Linked DNA regions of Homo sapiens: region 1 is linked to region 2. Evidence: chromatin loops called from intact Hi-C (ENCODE). Cell type or tissue: right lobe of liver. All regions are shown on one strand.

What was found. Peaks named below come from ENCODE experiments on the same cell type or tissue, not always from the same donor. Only the 100,000 strongest peaks of a DNase experiment are listed, where the experiment ranks them.
Region 1: a loop joins it to region 2, with 2.3 times the contacts of the local background. A loop is called at or near these places in 27 of 110 quality-filtered maps.

Annotation. Positions count from the first base shown.
Region 1 is chr10:95,571,531-95,579,530 of GRCh38, forward strand. No RefSeq gene overlaps it. Among named protein-coding and RNA genes, the nearest start is that of SORBS1, 14 kb to the left of the region's middle. In right lobe of liver, no CTCF peak of the experiment used is centred here; no DNase peak of the experiment used is centred here.
Region 2 is chr10:95,427,167-95,435,166 of GRCh38, forward strand. It overlaps SORBS1 (sorbin and SH3 domain containing 1), which reads right to left. Exons shown (of 33, transcript NM_001034954.3): 5 at 7,456-7,551; 6 at 5,282-5,410. Among named protein-coding and RNA genes, the nearest start is that of SORBS1, 130 kb to the right of the region's middle. RefSeq lists enhancers at 3,104-3,193, 3,305-3,805. In right lobe of liver, a CTCF peak has its summit at 3,384 (motif pointing right); DNase peaks (open chromatin) are centred at 2,655 and 3,405; H3K27ac peaks cover 5,629 bases.

The DNA.
Region 1 (8,000 bases), 140 kb after region 2:
CTGTAGTCCCAACTCTTTGGGAGGCTGAGTGGGAGGATTGCTTGAGCCCAGGAGTGCAAGGCTGCAGTGAGCTATGATTGTACCACTGCACCCCAGCCTGGGAAAGAGAGCAGAACTCTATTTCTAAAAATACATATAATAGAGGCCGGGTGCGGTGGCTCACACCTATAATCCTAGTACTTTGGGAGGCCAAGGAGGGCAGATTGTCTGAACTCGGGAGTTCAAGACCAGCCTGGCCAACCTGGTGAAACCCATGTCTCTGCTAAAAATACAAACGTTAGCCGGCTGTAGTGGTGCATGCCTGTAATCACAGCTACTTGGGAGGCTGAGGCACAAGAATCACTTAAACCTGGGAGGTGGAGGTTGCAGTGAGCCGAGATTGCACCACTGCACTCCAGCCTGGGTGACAGAGCAAGATTCTGTCTCCAAAAATAAAAAATAAAAAAATACAGATGACTTAATTTTTTTATTTTTGCTCATCAGTACTTTTTAAATTTTTTGCAATGATCATATCTTGCTAGTATAACATTTAAGGAAAAATAAACTTAGTGGCACAAAAATGATAGGATTTTAAAAATATTACTCTATATGTGTTATAAATGTGAATTAATTGTATAATACTTTTGTGATTTGCTCTTTTACAAAGTTCATAATCATATTATTTGCTAATCACATTGCCTAATACAGAAAATGGTTTAGAAACAGAGGTTAGTGTTGTTTACAAAACAGAAAATCTTTGCTTCTTGCACATATTGGCTGCCCAGACCTCCCAGTCTTAGCCATCAAATCTTGGCATTTACCAGCCTCTGGAAGCATAAAACCCTGAGTGAGGGAGTTCTCCTGGCCTGGTCTACAGAAGCTTAGACAAGAATTGCCACAGAAGCATCAAAACAATAGAATGTGATGTCGTGGGCATCCCAGGGGGAAATAATGCTAGATTGAAATGAATTTTTGCATCACTGATTTTCCCTGCTGATTGAGCCCTGTTTATCTCATTTGGCAGATCAGCCTCAAAGTGCATGAACTATTTGTGCCTCATTAGTTTCCAATAGATTGATTTTGCTAGGATTGCGAATTGGCCATCTTGAATTGCAGCCTGCAGAAGCCGGCTCTGGCTCAGCCTCAGGGGGACAGACACTCGGAACAACAGCCGCCACTGCAGCCACCACCACTGAAAAAGAAACCGGAGAGCTGTTCTAAGGCTACAAGGACAATAGTACCTTAAATCTTCTCTGGAACCAGACAGCATAAAATACGGACTTCTAAGAAAGCAAACAAGGGTCATCTCTGCTTTCTTTTCTTTCTCTCTCTCACGTATTCTCCTTGGCAACTGTCTCATCTTTCCCTCAATCCCTCCCTCCCTCCCTCCCTCTCTCTCTCATCTTAGCCCCTTCTTCAAATGTTAAAAAAAATAAAAACAGTTTTAAGAGAAAAACATAAACAACTTGAAGACTAGTTTATAAAACAGTGAATGCTGAACTACTTACAATATAGTGATTAGAAAGAAAAGCAGAATATAAAACCAAACATACAGTACAATGACATTGCTTTACAAAAAATATACATAGAAAAAAGGATTAAATTTTAAAAAGCATGCCAAATGTAGACAGCAGTAACTTTGGCTGGTGGGGATATGGATGATTATCGTTTTTTTCTTTAAACTTTTCTGCACTCAAAACTGTCTAAAATTATTAACAGCACACTTATCCTCAGAAAATTTTAATAAAAATACATAAAGTAATAAAATGGCACATATGTAATCAACTTAAAAAGCCCCCCCCCCTTTTTTTTCATTCAGTAAGGTGTATTAGCCTCTATAGGATATTTGCTGGCTTGGTAATTAAAATGTTAAGGGTAAATCCAGCTTTAGGCAAAATCTGATCCAGCAATCCAAGAGCCATTGTCAGAGCTCTCTCTTTTCAGTTCTGACTGCCTTTCTTTGGGTGTTGGCCCTATCCTCTCCTACTGCAATCCAGGATACCTCCACCTTTTTCCACTTGAAGGCGAACTTGGTGGTCCCAGATTCATACTTTTCCACTTCTGGGAACCCAGAGGTGAGATGTCTTTCCCCACTAGCTTCAATGAGACAAATACTGGGAAAAGACCAGGGTTGGATGAGTTGGGATCATGGACCATGATGAGTCATCCCTGGAATAATCAATGTGACAAGGGGATTGGGTACTATGAATGTCTGGTCCAGGTCACACGTCACGGTGGGAAATGGACATGGAGGAGGGGATGGATAAAGCACAAAAGCACCCAAACAAAAATGTCCCTAAGACAGCACAGTCTCCCCTGCAAGGATTGTATGATCTAGTTAGAAAACTAAGACAAGCATAGAAAAGGGTAAAACAAAAACAAGGAATAAACAATAAGTTTATTTAAACATGGCACAAGGCAGAACATGATTAATTTTCCAACAATAGCATAGACAGTAAGTCCTAGGCCAAGAATTCAGGGGTGGGATAACCTGAGCAAACTTGGTGGAAGGGAAGGAATGTAAGCTGGGTTCTGAAAGATGGGAAGGTTTGGAGAACAGATGGAAATGGCAACATCAGTTCAAACTAAGAGAATGGCCTGAGCGTAGCCACAGAGATGGTCAAGTGAAAGATGTGTGAGAATAGAAACAGGGTCAGGAATGTGAGTAATTTTAGTCACACGCTAGAGATATTAATTGGGGCTGGAGTGCAGTGGCTTTGAAAGCTAAGCTCATGACTTTGAATTTATGTGGTAGCCGGTGAGGAGTCACCAAGGTTTTTAAACAGGGAACTGGTGAGATGCAGGTCATACATAAGGACAACCTGCCTCGTGGCAGGAGCAGGAGGAACTGGAGCTGAGAAAGATCAGAGGCAGAACAACCAGTTGAGAGGTTGCTGCAATGGTCCATGTGTGAAGTAATAAGGGCTGGAATGAGGGAGGTGACGATGAGGAATGGAAAGGAAGAGACATTTCATTCATCAACTCATTCATTCATCCAACAAGCATTTGTTAATCACTGACAACCAGGAACTCTACTAGATCAGCCACTAAGTTCATCAAGGAAGGTGTGGCACGGCTTGCCTTCTGCTGGAATACCAGGTCCTAGCTGAAGGTGACCAAAGACCATGGTGTTGCTGTTAAGAGAAATAGCAAAGTCAGGAGAAAGAACTAGTTTGGGCATCTAAGAACAAATAATTCCGAATCTAGTTTGACGGTACAGCAGGGCGGGCAGATGGAACTATCCAGCAGGCAGGAGAAAATGTAGGACTTGACCTGGAGAGGGAGATCAAGACAGAAGGTTGAGATGTGGATACCTCTGTGCACAGGGGAGCGTCACCTCCACAGGAGCACTGTGACTTAGGAAGGTCTGAGCCAGCCTGACTGAGCTTTATGCCGAGCTCAGAGCAGGGACAAAAATGGAGATCTCTTTGCCTGTCCGCTCTACGTTAGGTGCAATATAAACCTGATACGAACTTCTGCCTCTTTCCTGTGATTCCTGACACGATGGCCCCATCAGCATCACACATGTTGAGATGATTTTTCAGAAGCTGATTACTTAAAACCTCTAATCCAACTCCCGTTTCACCTCTGGATTGAAAAGTGCTCTTCTCCCTCTGTCCCAGCTAGAAAAGGGTGTGCTGCAACCAGATGGTAAACTGTGGACAGAAATAAACCCTGTTCACATGTAGCAAGAATATTTATATCCAATCCCATAATATCACTGCAGGCATAATTATAGCCAATCCTGCAATTGTGCTGCGGGTATCAGGCATCAGAAAAACCAACCCAAAGTGCCACAGAGAGACCAGGGAGATATGGGAACTGTAGAGGCAGCTGCTGCCCCTGAGAGACCCCTGGGCAGAAGTAGGGTGGGGCTATTTAGAGATTATGGAGGGGCTCTGCCAATGGTGGTGAAGAGGGACGTGATAATTTCACAGATTACATAGCTCAAACTCCAGTTTCAGTAGTACTGCATGCTTTTATTTGTAACTTTTAAGAAATTATAAAATCAATGCTTATTCATTGTACAAGGTTTAGGAAATATGGGAAAGTGTCTATAATCCCACAATCCAAAAATAGCATTGTTGCTGGTATGGTGGCTTATACCTGTAATCTCGGCACTTTGAGAGGCCAAGGTGGAAGGATGGCTTGAGGCCAGGCATTGAGGACCAGCCCAGGCAGCACAGTGAGACCCTGTCTGTCTCTATAGAAGTAAATAAAAGTAAATAGCCAGGCATGGTGACATGCACCTGCAGCCTCAGCTACTCAGGAGGCTGAGATGGAAGGATCTCTTCAGCCCAGGAGTTCAAGGCTGCAGTGAACCATGCTAGTGCCCTGCACTATAGCCTGGGCAACAGGGCAAGACCCTGTATAAAAAAAAAAAAAAAAAAAAAAAAAAAAAAAAGTGGCCGGGCACAGTGGCTTATGCCTATAATCCTAACACTTTGGGAGCCCAAGGTGACTGGATCACCTGAGGTCAGGAGTTCGAGACCAGCCTGGCCAACATGGTGAAACCCCGTTTCTACTAAAAATACCAAAAAATTAGCCGAGTGTGGTGGTGCACGCCAGTAGTCCCAGCTACTCGCGAGGCTGAGGCAGGAGGATCACTTGAATCTGGGAGGCAGAGGTTGCAGTGATCCGAGATCGCACCATTGCACTCCAGTCTGGGCAACAAAAGCAAAGCTCTGTCTCAAAAAAAAAAAGCATTGCTTGCTAACATTTTATAATTTGTTGTTATAGTATTTTACTTTGCATATATGTGTTTTGTGTCATACTGTAAATAACATTCTACATCTTGTTTATTTCATTTAATATCATATTTCCTCATATTGTTAAGATATATTCCAAAACATTATTTTACTGTGGTATTTCAGGGGAAGAAGGTAACAAAAAAAACCACAAAACATTATTTTAAAACCTTTTTCTGTAGTATTTTTATGAAATGGAATACTATATAGCCGTTAAAATGAATAAACTAGAGCTTCATGTAGCAACACAAATAATTGTTAATATAAGGTTAATAAAAAGGTAATTTGCAGAGCCAGGTATTAATATATAATTCAATGTCATTTTTGAGAAGTTAAAAGCTCTAATGCCAGAAGCAGTGGCTCACATCTGTAGTCCCAGCACTTTTCAAGGCCAAGGCCTATGGATCGCTTGAGCCCAGGAGTTTGAGATCAGCCTGGGCAACATGGCAAAACTCTGTCTCTACCAAAATATAAAATTTAGCTGGTGTAGTCACAGCTACTCCAGAGGCTGAGGTGGGAGGATTGCTTTAGCCTGAGAGACAGAGGCTGCAGTGAGCCATGATTGTGCCACTGCACTCCAGCCTGGGCAAAATGGCAACTCTATCTCAAAAAAAAAAAAAAATCTGAAACAATATTATACATTGTTTATGTTGACTTACATGTAAAAAGTATAGAGGCCTGCACAGTGGCTCACGCCTGTAATCCTAGCACTTTGGAAAGCCAAGGCAGGCGGATCATGAGGTCAGGAGATCGAGACCATCCTGACTAACACAGTGAAACCCTGTCTCTACTAAAAATACAAAAATATTAGCCGGGCGTGGTGGCGGGCGCCTGTAGTCCTAGCTACTTGGGAGGCTGAGGCAGGAGAATGGCATGAACCTGGGAGGTGGAGCTTGCGGTAAGCCGAGATTGCGCCACTGCACTCCAGCCTGGGCGACAGAGCGAGACTCTGTCTCAAAAAAAAAAAAAAAAAAAAAAAAGTATAGAAAATGTATGGGAAAAATTTTCTGCAGGGAAAGAGGAAACAGGTTGAAATTAAGGAGGAGTATAAAGGAGCTTTGATTGTTTCTATAATTTGTTTTTTGGGTTTTTTTTTTTTTTTTGAAACAAGGTCTGGCTCTATCTCTCAGGCTGGAGTACAGTAGCATGACCTTGGCTCACTGCAACCTCTGCCTGCTAGTCTCAAGCCATCCTCCCACCTCAGCTTCCTGAGTAGCTGGGGTTACAGGCATGCACCACCACGCCAGGTTAATTTTTGTATTTTTTGTAGAGACAGGGTTTCGCCATGTTGCCCAGGCTAGTTTTGAACTCCTGAGTTCAAGAGATCCTCCACCCTGGCTTCCCAAAATGCTGGGATGACAGGTGTGAGCCACTGCGCCCAGCCTGCTATTTCTTTTAAAAGGATTTAAAACAAATATAGCAAAACCTTAAAATGTATTAAATCTGTGATGAATAAATGTGTTCTTTATAGTCTGTATTTTTCTGCATGTTTGAAATATAGACATCATTATTTTTTAAATTAGTAGTATTCATTTTTTAGAGAAGTTTTAGGTTTACAGAAAAGTTGAGCAGAAAGTACAGGGAGTTTCTTCTTAAATTCCCACCTCACAGTTTCCTCTATTATTACCATCTTGCATTACTGTGGGTCATTTGTTACAACCGATGAGCCAATACTGATACCTTATTATTAGCTAAAGTCCACAGTTTTCATTAGGATTCACTCTTTGTATTATGCATTCTATGGATTTTGACAAATGTATAATGACATAGATCCACTATAAGAGTGTCATACAGAGTAGTTTCACTGCCCTAAAAATCCTCCGTGTGCCACCTATTCATCCCTCCTTCCACCCAAACACCTGGAAACCACTGATCTTTCCACTTTCTCCAGTTTTGCCTTTTCCAGAATGTCACATACTTGGAATCACACAGTGTGTCTTTTCAGATAGGCTCCTGAATCATTTATTTTTTAAATCAAAAATTGAAAGCCAACCACAATGAAGAAAACAAAAATCATCAGAAACTTCACTATTTCAAGATAATCACTATTAACCATACACACGATTTACTTTTTTCATGTAAATGGGATCATAGTGTGCAAAATATTATATTGCCTTTCTTTTCCACTTAACAACATAGTATGAAACTACGTAATTCAGGATTTTTCTTCTTTTTTTTTTTTTAAAGTCTACAAGAATGTTTCACGATGTGGATTAAATTAGTGAGCTAACCGATCCTTTACTTTCAGACTATTAGGCTTTCACCTGTGGCATGAAGTTTTCCTGGCTTTGAGGATCCCCTCTTAAACTAGAAAAGGCCCTTGAAGTCTCCAGAGAAGGGGGGATATAAGGCTACTGGAAATACCTTTCTAGATATGTGTCACCTGTATGACATGTTTGACATTAAGTGTGAGTTCTCGGCAGTCAAGGACATTGTCAACCACTTCTCCCCTCATTACCAAACACATGAAGCAGGTATTGATGAACATGGTGGAATGGATCCAACTTGCCCTGCAACAATCACTTTGGAGTCACCTCTAAGGAAATTCTCAAGCCACACAGGGTGCTGACTCCTTAAGAGCTGGTACCGTACACTAGGAACTAAGAAAGACACCAGAGTGGTAAGAGGGTGCCCTGTTTTGTGGAGCAGAGCAAGACAGATGCTATGAAGAACTGGGATGACAGACTGGGTGGGGACAGTGGGCAGTGGGTGTGTCTGCTCAGAGAATCTGGAGGGTGGGAAAGTGAGAGCCCAGCACTACTGCCCTGAAGCCCAGTAGCCATGAGGGGCTGGAGTTTTATGTAGATGGAGGAAGTCCACAGGCTCCTCTGAGAGCATTTACTCTTTTTAGTCAGTTTATCACACTGGTTGAGAACTTGGGATCTAGTATGGGACTTCTGGTTCAAAACCCCACTCAATCACTCTCTGGCTATTTGGCTTTGGGCAAATGGCTAAGCCATGATGGCTCAACCCCAGAAGGGGGAATATAAAAGTTGTTGTGATGGTTAAGTGAGATTATATGTGCAAAGTACTTGGCACTTAGTGAGTGCTTGGTAAATGCTAGCAATAATAATGATGATAGTGATAATAAAGCTTAGCACCTGTTCTTTTGAAAAGAAAAGTAGTCACTGAGAGCATAAGATAGCCAAGCCAAGAAGATCAGCATGAGTCTCACACTGACGCTCCCACCTAGAGAAAAGCCCAGCACATTTCACCAAGGCAGGCATGCCTGGATTCAAGTGGGTGGGGCACTGTAGGAGCAGAAAATAGGAA
Region 2 (8,000 bases):
TTAACAAAATATAAGGGCTGAACTGGACCCTGGCATCTAAGTCAGAACACAGGAATTGATATATCAAGCCACAAGATCTTTAGACTATACCAGACAGAAAGCTTTGTATCACACTCACCACCAACTCAGGCTCCCTGTCTGGAGTGAAAACACCCTGACCTGGGACATGATCAAGTCACTCTGAACCAACATGGCCAACGCTCAGACCTGGTGTGGCAATGAGGTCAGGAGGCAGGGATAAGGTGATGAGGTTTCTCCTGGGGGCAGGGAGTCGGTACTAAGATTACTGCCATTCCTTTCAGATGGTTCTGATCCAAAAACCAAGGTCCACATTCAGAGATGAGGAGGCTGATCGGGAAGCTGTGGTCAGGGATCTTGAGTTAAGCCACCACTTGAATGGAGGAGTCTGGAGAATGAGTGTTAACTGGGCAATTTCAAGGGCTCTCTCTGTCACTCCACCGAGAATGTCTCCATTCTCTCAAAGTTCATGTGGATGCAGATGGCTTCCAAATCCACACATTGGACTCCAAATTTCCAAATTCCCATTAGAAACATTCTCCTGGAAGTCCTTCCCTTGCCAAGAAACTTGACATGTCAAAAGATGGAATTCAACATTCTTTCCAGCACTCTTCACAAATCCCCCCAACTCCATGAGTGCCACAATTACTCTCCTAGCCAACCAGGGAAGGCATCTCCTGGGCCACATGGAGTCTTACCTCTCTGTGGTCCTTAAATACACCACAAGGAGCCCTGGTCATTTCATTCTCCAAAAGACACTTTGACCTCAGCCTCTGCTCTTCACTCCCATTGCCACCATGCTAGGGGTGAGGCCCTCATGGCTTCAAACTGAAATTCTTTCAAATCTTTAACAAGCCTCTTGACCTGCAGGAACTAGAATGGTTACTCTTAAAAAGCACTTGCTTTGGGCCTGTGCCAAATGCTTGACATGAAAGAGCTCATTTAGCTGGGTGTGGTGGCTCATGCCTGTAATCCCAGCACTTTGGGAGGCCAAGGCGGGTGGATCATGAGGTCAGGAGTTCAAGACCAGCCTGGCCAACACAGTGAAACCTGGTCTCTACTAAAAATACAAAAAAAATTAGCCGAATGTGGTGGCAGACACCTATAGTCCCAGCTACTTGGGAGGCTGAGGCAAGAGAATTGCTTGAACTCAGGAGGCAGAGGTTGCAGCGAGCCGAGATCATACCACTGTACTCCAGCCTGGGTGACAGAGTGAGACTCCATCTCAAAAAAAAAAAAAAAAAAAAAGAAGAAGAAGAAAGAGCTCATTTAATCTCAACAACTCTGTTATGGTCATCTCCAATTTACAAATAAGGCAACTGAAGCCCTGTAAGGTGGAGTAATTTGTCCATACCGCAAAGACAGTAAGTGGCAGTGCTCAGCCTCAGTAGAGAACTGTGTGAAACCAGAACTATATCATCTCTCCCAGGTGAGGGGGTTGGGACAAGGACTAGAAATAGGGGGCACTGCTGAAATGTGGGTATCAGGGGACCAGGTAGGGACTGGACCTTCCAGTCCAGGCAAATAATCAACAACCTGGACACCTATAGGCATTGAAGAAGGTGGCAAACAGGGAGCAAGTCAGAGAGGAAGCAGGCAGAGCAGCTGGGGGACAAATGCTGTCCCTGGTGAGAAGGGAGGGAGCCAGACGCCATCTGACATTAGCTATCTGCAAAGGCATTGGGAGTAGGAAGCAATCCTTGGCAAGAGCCATCCACTACCTCACACTTGGGCTCCCAGTCCAGACTGGGCTTGGCTGTCTGCAAATACTGCTGAAAACTGTTTTTATGAAGCCAGGGAAGGCCCAGGGGCTCCTAGGCCCCAGGATAGGACAATAGACTGGTATGGGCCAGCAAGTTGTCAGTCCGGAGGGTGACATGGACACTGTCAGAGTCAAGAGCCAGCAGGATGTTAGCCAATAGGTAGCATGGTAAGGGGACAAGATTACCATTTCTGAATTACCTATACTCACATCCTCATTTTTTTTTTCTTTTTGAGATGGAATCTTGCTCTGTCTTCCATGCTGGAATGCAGTGGCATGATCTCACTCACTGCAACTTTCACCTCCCGGGTTCAAGCAATTCTCCTGCCTCAGCCTCCCGAGTAGCTGGGATTACAGGCGTGCAACACCATGCTTGGCTGATTTTTGTATTTTTAGTAGAGACGGGGTTTCACCATGTTGGCCAGGCTGGTCTCGAACTTCTGGCCCCAACTGATCTGCCCACCTCGGCCTCCCAAAGCGCTGGGATTACAGGTGTGAGCCACTGCGCCCGGCTTACTGACATCCTCTTTTAAGCCCACTCCCCAGTGTTAACTTATTCTAGTCTGCGTTGTATACTTAATGAGCACGTGGATTTTTTCTTTGTTTCCTCTACTCAAACCCAGCTTGTTCCTTTTCATCCAAACTGCCCTCCTGTACCATCTTAAATTTATCACCAATCAAAGGGATTCCATTTGTTAGGCTAATTTCCAAACTTCCTAAGGTCGCAGAGCATTCTGGAGCTAGAAAGGCTTGGAAAGCATCTGGCCCAAGTTCCTCATACTTGATATGGGCTCAAAGTCACTAGGACTTACCCACAGCCCGAAAGGAAGATGGCTGACTACAAGTCCACACCTGACTCCTGTTGCAACATACTGCCTTTTGCCCTCACCTAATGCACCTAGAATTGCTCTCTTTTCCTCCTTTCTCATCACAATTCCAAGTGACTCATGCAGCACCTGGCACATAGATAATGCTGAATGAATGTATGCTTATTTGGATTCGATGATCTCAATTTACAAAGATGAACTTACTGTAAGGTGTGAATGACTGATAACTATCCCTTAATTCTTCCGAGTACAGTATTTGCATTTTAAAACAATCTGCTGATGGTTTGGTGAAAAAGATGTGGTGAAATTTCTTTTCACCAAATTAGCTGGTAGAAATTTGTAAGACACAAAAGTATTCTGGGACAAGAGAGTGTTTCCAAAAGTGCCTCAAATCCACACACGGGGCCGGGCATGGTGGCTTACACCTGTAATCCCAGCACTTTGCCAGGCCGAGGCAGGTGGATCACTTGAGCCTACAAGTTCAACATCAACCTGGGCAACATGGAGAAACTTTGTCTCTACAAAAAATACAAAAATTAGCCAAGTGTGGTGACGTGCACCTCAGCTACTTGGGAGGCTGAGGTGGGAGGACAGATTGAGCCCGGGAGGCCGAGGCTGCAGCAAACCATGATTACATCACTGTACTCCAAGCTGGGCAACAGAGTAAACCCTGTCTCAAAAAAAGAAAACGAAACAGAAAAAAAAACAAATCCACACACGGTACTGGTAGCACAGGCGTACACCTGGTGGGCATTGTGTTCTACGTCAATGCCACACTGTAACCACTAGAGGGAGCTCCAAGCTCCCTCTCCACCACCTCCATTTGCTGCCAGAGGACGGGACAGTTGGTTTGTAAGGTTATTTGACTGGGCCAGGGGACTGCACATTAAAGCCTTTCTCTTTGCATCATCCCTTAGGATTCTCTCTTCTCCAAATGCTCTCTAGCTTGGAAGTGGGTCGTCCCAGTTAGGCTTGGAGAGGCTGGATGAGGTTAGCCTTAGAATAAAATAACTTTGCCTTCTCTCCTCACCCCCACCTTTCCAGCGGGTCAGGAGTCAGGGCTGGGCTCAGGGATGCAGGACCAAGAAGCTACTCTGTTGACTTTTAGGGCTGTGGGCTGCTCGGGCCTGCCCTCAGCCTAAGGACAAAGAAGCCCTCACGGGGACCAACATCACCAGAAAGGGGTTTGTGCTCAAACCCTAGCCTGGCCTCATCCACCAGCATGTGCCCTGGCACCTGTTATGGGTAGCTGGGAAGGAAGAAAATCAGTTTCCAGGATGCTAGGTCTGGCCATTTCCATCCTACATATCATATCTGTCTTATCACAACACACCACTCCCGCTGCACCAGAGGGGTCTGCATACCCTACTGCCTAGCCTCTCTGGTCCCAAGGGAATGGTCCTCCCCTCCATTCCATTTCTCCCTCCCTTTCCTTCAAGAAAGCAAGCTCCCATCCCCTACAGCAGCAGCTCTCAGATGCAGTCCTTGCACTAGCAGCATCAGCATGAACCTGTCAGAAATGTGAACCTTCAGACCCTACCTCAGACCTGCAAGTGGGAACCCTACATTCTAAAACTCCAGGCTGGGGCCCAGCAACCTACCTTTTTACTCCAAGTGATTCTGATGCAGCTAAAGTGTGAAAGTCACTGCCCTACAGAGTGGAGAGGTGCTGTCTCACCCTAAACTAACTGTGCCTGATCTCAAAGTCAGCATTTGCCAACTACCAGAATACTTGGGCTGTGCAAAGTCGTCCCTGGAGAGGCCAAAATAATCTAATCATAATCAAATAGCAGCTAACATCTAACAGTCTATTCCATGCCACCAGGCATGATACACAGCACTTCATACACTTCTTCCTCACAATAATCCTGAGGCAGATGCAATTATCAACCCCATTCTACAGTTCATCAGGGTTGAGAGACAGTGAATAACTCGACCAAAGTTGCACAGCTGACAGGTGGTGGGGACAGGGTGTGCACAGAGATCTACCCGGTTCTGAAGTCCCAGTTCTAAACCTCAATACCTCAGGTTTCCCAAGTGATGGGTTAAGGTGGGGAGATGGGCTTCATGTGGCTTCTTTGATCTCCCTTTGCTCCTAGTTTACACTGGGCCTTTGAGCTACTTTCCTGATCCTGCTCCCGCAGCTGGCTAGTGGCCAATCCCAGGCCTGAGCCCTCCCCACCTCTGCTTTTCCAGGAGCAAGATCATTGAGTCATCCACACTTCTCAGTCTCCCCTGGCTGCACCTCCAGCCCAGCCTGGACAGGTCACAGTGAACCTCTAGGAAGCAGGGATGAGCTCTGAGAAGCCCAACCTCTAGCCCATCGCACCGCTTACTTACCCCCCATGCCCTAAGCTATTTCAGTCTGCATGAGAGCAGTCTGCAGAGCACTGGCTGTGGTCACAGGATGACCTGCTCAGTCAAAGCTAACATAAAGTGTGGTTATTGCTGTGCCTTCATCTGCAGCATGTGACTGTCAGTTTGAGGCTTTGACCACTACCCATCCAAATGATTTGACTGTCCCAGGGGACCGTAAGAGACACACACACACACACACACACCCCCCCCCCCCAAGAGGTATCTGATGAACTCACACCCTCCTGAGCAAAAACACCAGAGCCTCCTCCCGCCCTTCCCACGTGGCTTTGAACAGCTTTCCCTAGCTTCCGCGCACCTGGTTTGCTTTCGTGTTGCCGGGTTTCCTGAGGGCTCGCAGGGCTACTGCTTGGGGTTTCCCTGTAGGAAGACGAGGCCCGGAGAGTCACCGCTCCCTTCCCAGTGCAGATTTTTGTAAGATCCATGTCTGAAAAGAAAAGGTCCAAAATTGAAGACTGAATCCAAGACTCCTGAAGGATTAAAGGACAGTTGGTTAGCAAATTGTTACAGCCGGGGAATGAGATGAACCTGGTTACAGCCATGCGAAGTCTTTGAACACCTGTGGTCAATGAAATTAATCTGTGGGTGGTGGAGAGGGGCAAGTTTTCAGAGGTTTACTGTGCATCATGAAGTTAGGGGAACATGGCGGCAATGGTGAGTTCTGAGTAAATGGATGAGTTATACTATCAGCTGAAAACATTTCAAAATGAAAGCAGGTTTATTCCTTTTATTAAATGAAGTTTAGGTTGATGAGCAGACTTCTGACCAGTTAGTAAGGCACAGTTCAAGAAAGAGTTTATGAAAGATGTTTCAAGCTTCCAGACCATACTTCTCATTGAAGACCAGGCTGGCAACTACGGAAGTGGGGGCGGTGGGGGGGGTGGGGGCGGGTGGTCCCATGGAGAACAACTACCCCTTTGCAGTTTTCCAGTGGGAAAAGGAAAAGCAAATCTCCTTGGATCAGCAAGTCAAGACTCCCAAAATGCTGAGACAGAAGGATATGCTGCCTGGCGAGAAAGCTCACGAGTGACAGTCTCACTTTCCAAACATAACAAAGAAAACTCACAGCAACAAAAACGACTCAGAAGGCTAAATCCTTCAATGAGCAGTGTCCACCGAGCCTCAGCTGTCTTCACAGGGTCCTGGCGTCTCCTACAGTTTCACTAGGGCCTAATAACAGACCCAGGTCAACTTTTAGAGTTTCCTTGAGAAAGATTTCAAAATACGCTTCAAAAGATCTGAATGCCATCCTGCAGGAAATCAGTCACGGAGGCAGGGAACCAGGGCAGACCACACAGTTCTGGGAGGCACACGCAGAGTGTTTCTTTATGTGCAGCTGAGCTATGCAGAACGCCACAGTTTTGTTTTGTTTTCAAATTGCTCACAGCCTAGATCCCTGACCTAAAATTGTCACAGTTAGGATTACAGGTTGACATTCAGGGTGTGTGTCTGGGCAGGATGTGAGTTCAAACATCCAGCTCATCCCCATTCCCCTCCGAGGGCAGAGAGAAGCAAAGCCTCTTCTTTCCTTTCCTTCCACGCCAGCAGCCCCCTGCCAACAACTCAGGGAGAATGATCATTAGCGTTAGACAAGAGAATGGACCTGCCTCGTCAGCACCTCTTGTATTGAACGCAATGCACGAAACGCACAATGTGTCAGGGCAAGCATCAGCCTTGGAGAGCATCTGACTTATCCAACTCTATCAAGAGGCTAAGCGACTGATGTCACCAAACTATTGGGAAAACTGGTTCATAGTCACTTCAAAAGGATGAGAGGCACACTGATGGATGCAGCCCATCCATAGGTTCCTGGACACACAGCCCAGTTACTTCTGAAAGCGCCATTGGATAAAGTACTGTGTAGGCCTCATGTGTCCCCACTTTGTACAGAAGGAAGCGATGAGCCAGAGCTGACATCTGAACTGTACTCCCCCACCCTCTGGAGGGGAGAGGCAGGAAGTGGCTGCAGGTAAAACTGGGGAAGGCAAAGGGGATGCTCTGGGATGGCCCGGTGAGCATCAGAGGCGAATCTAGGTTGGGCACCTAAGGGCAGCTGCTTCAAATTCAGCTAAGTTCAGAGGTTCTCTGTGAGACCAGGTTAATTCTCAGGGAGACTGCAGTTTTTGCTAAAGTACTGGGGGCTGGAAACCTCTAGGGAGAGCCTAGGATGTCCATGCACCGCAGACCCATCCCAAAGGGAAAGCTGAGCCTCTGGACTGACCCTTCTCCTAAAGAAAAGAGGGGCAAGGCCTCTGTCCTCAGTTCCTCCCCACATTCGCTGGCTCTCAGGAAAACGCACACAGACATTCACATACACAGAGGAAGTAAGGAAGCAAGCTGAGGAAGTGAGACGGAATGCCTCCTAAACATGCAACGATTCAGCTCAAAGTGCGTGTTAGAAGAAAAGAAGAAAGGAAAACCATGCCATGATCCGCTCACAGTTAGAGAAAATCGACCGACCCAAGGAGATACCTGTAGGGAGAACTAGGCCTGAGGCGTTTTTCACTGTCTTCACAGGAATGATTTTAACAGCAGAAATAGAGCGTGCGCGTAAAGGGTCGGCAGTTGCTGAAAACACAAAAGGGTAAATGGTGCATCCAGAAAGAACATTTGGGAAACACTCAGGCAGTTGAGGAACTGGGCAGGGACAATAGGAGGAAGTCGCCCACACAACAAGAACAATACAAAGGGCAGTAGATGCAGTAATTAAAAATAACCTGCTTTCTCTCTTTAGAGTTCTAGGCCAAGACAACAGACCCCTCCCCTCTAACTATCACCCAAATACAGCTGGTCAGTGTTGACCGGTGCCTCCTACCACACCAGGAGCTTGCCAAAGCTCTGGACAAAGATTTACAGAGGCACACAGATGGCCTGGCAAACAGAAGAAGGGGAGAGCACTCAGGGTCCACAGGGCCTCTTGGGAGAAGGCTGGGGAGTGGGTTCCGAGGAGGAGGGCTGTGGCCCATGGGCTCCAGATGAGTGGAAGAACGAAGGAACAAGATCGTGAGTTGTCTGGT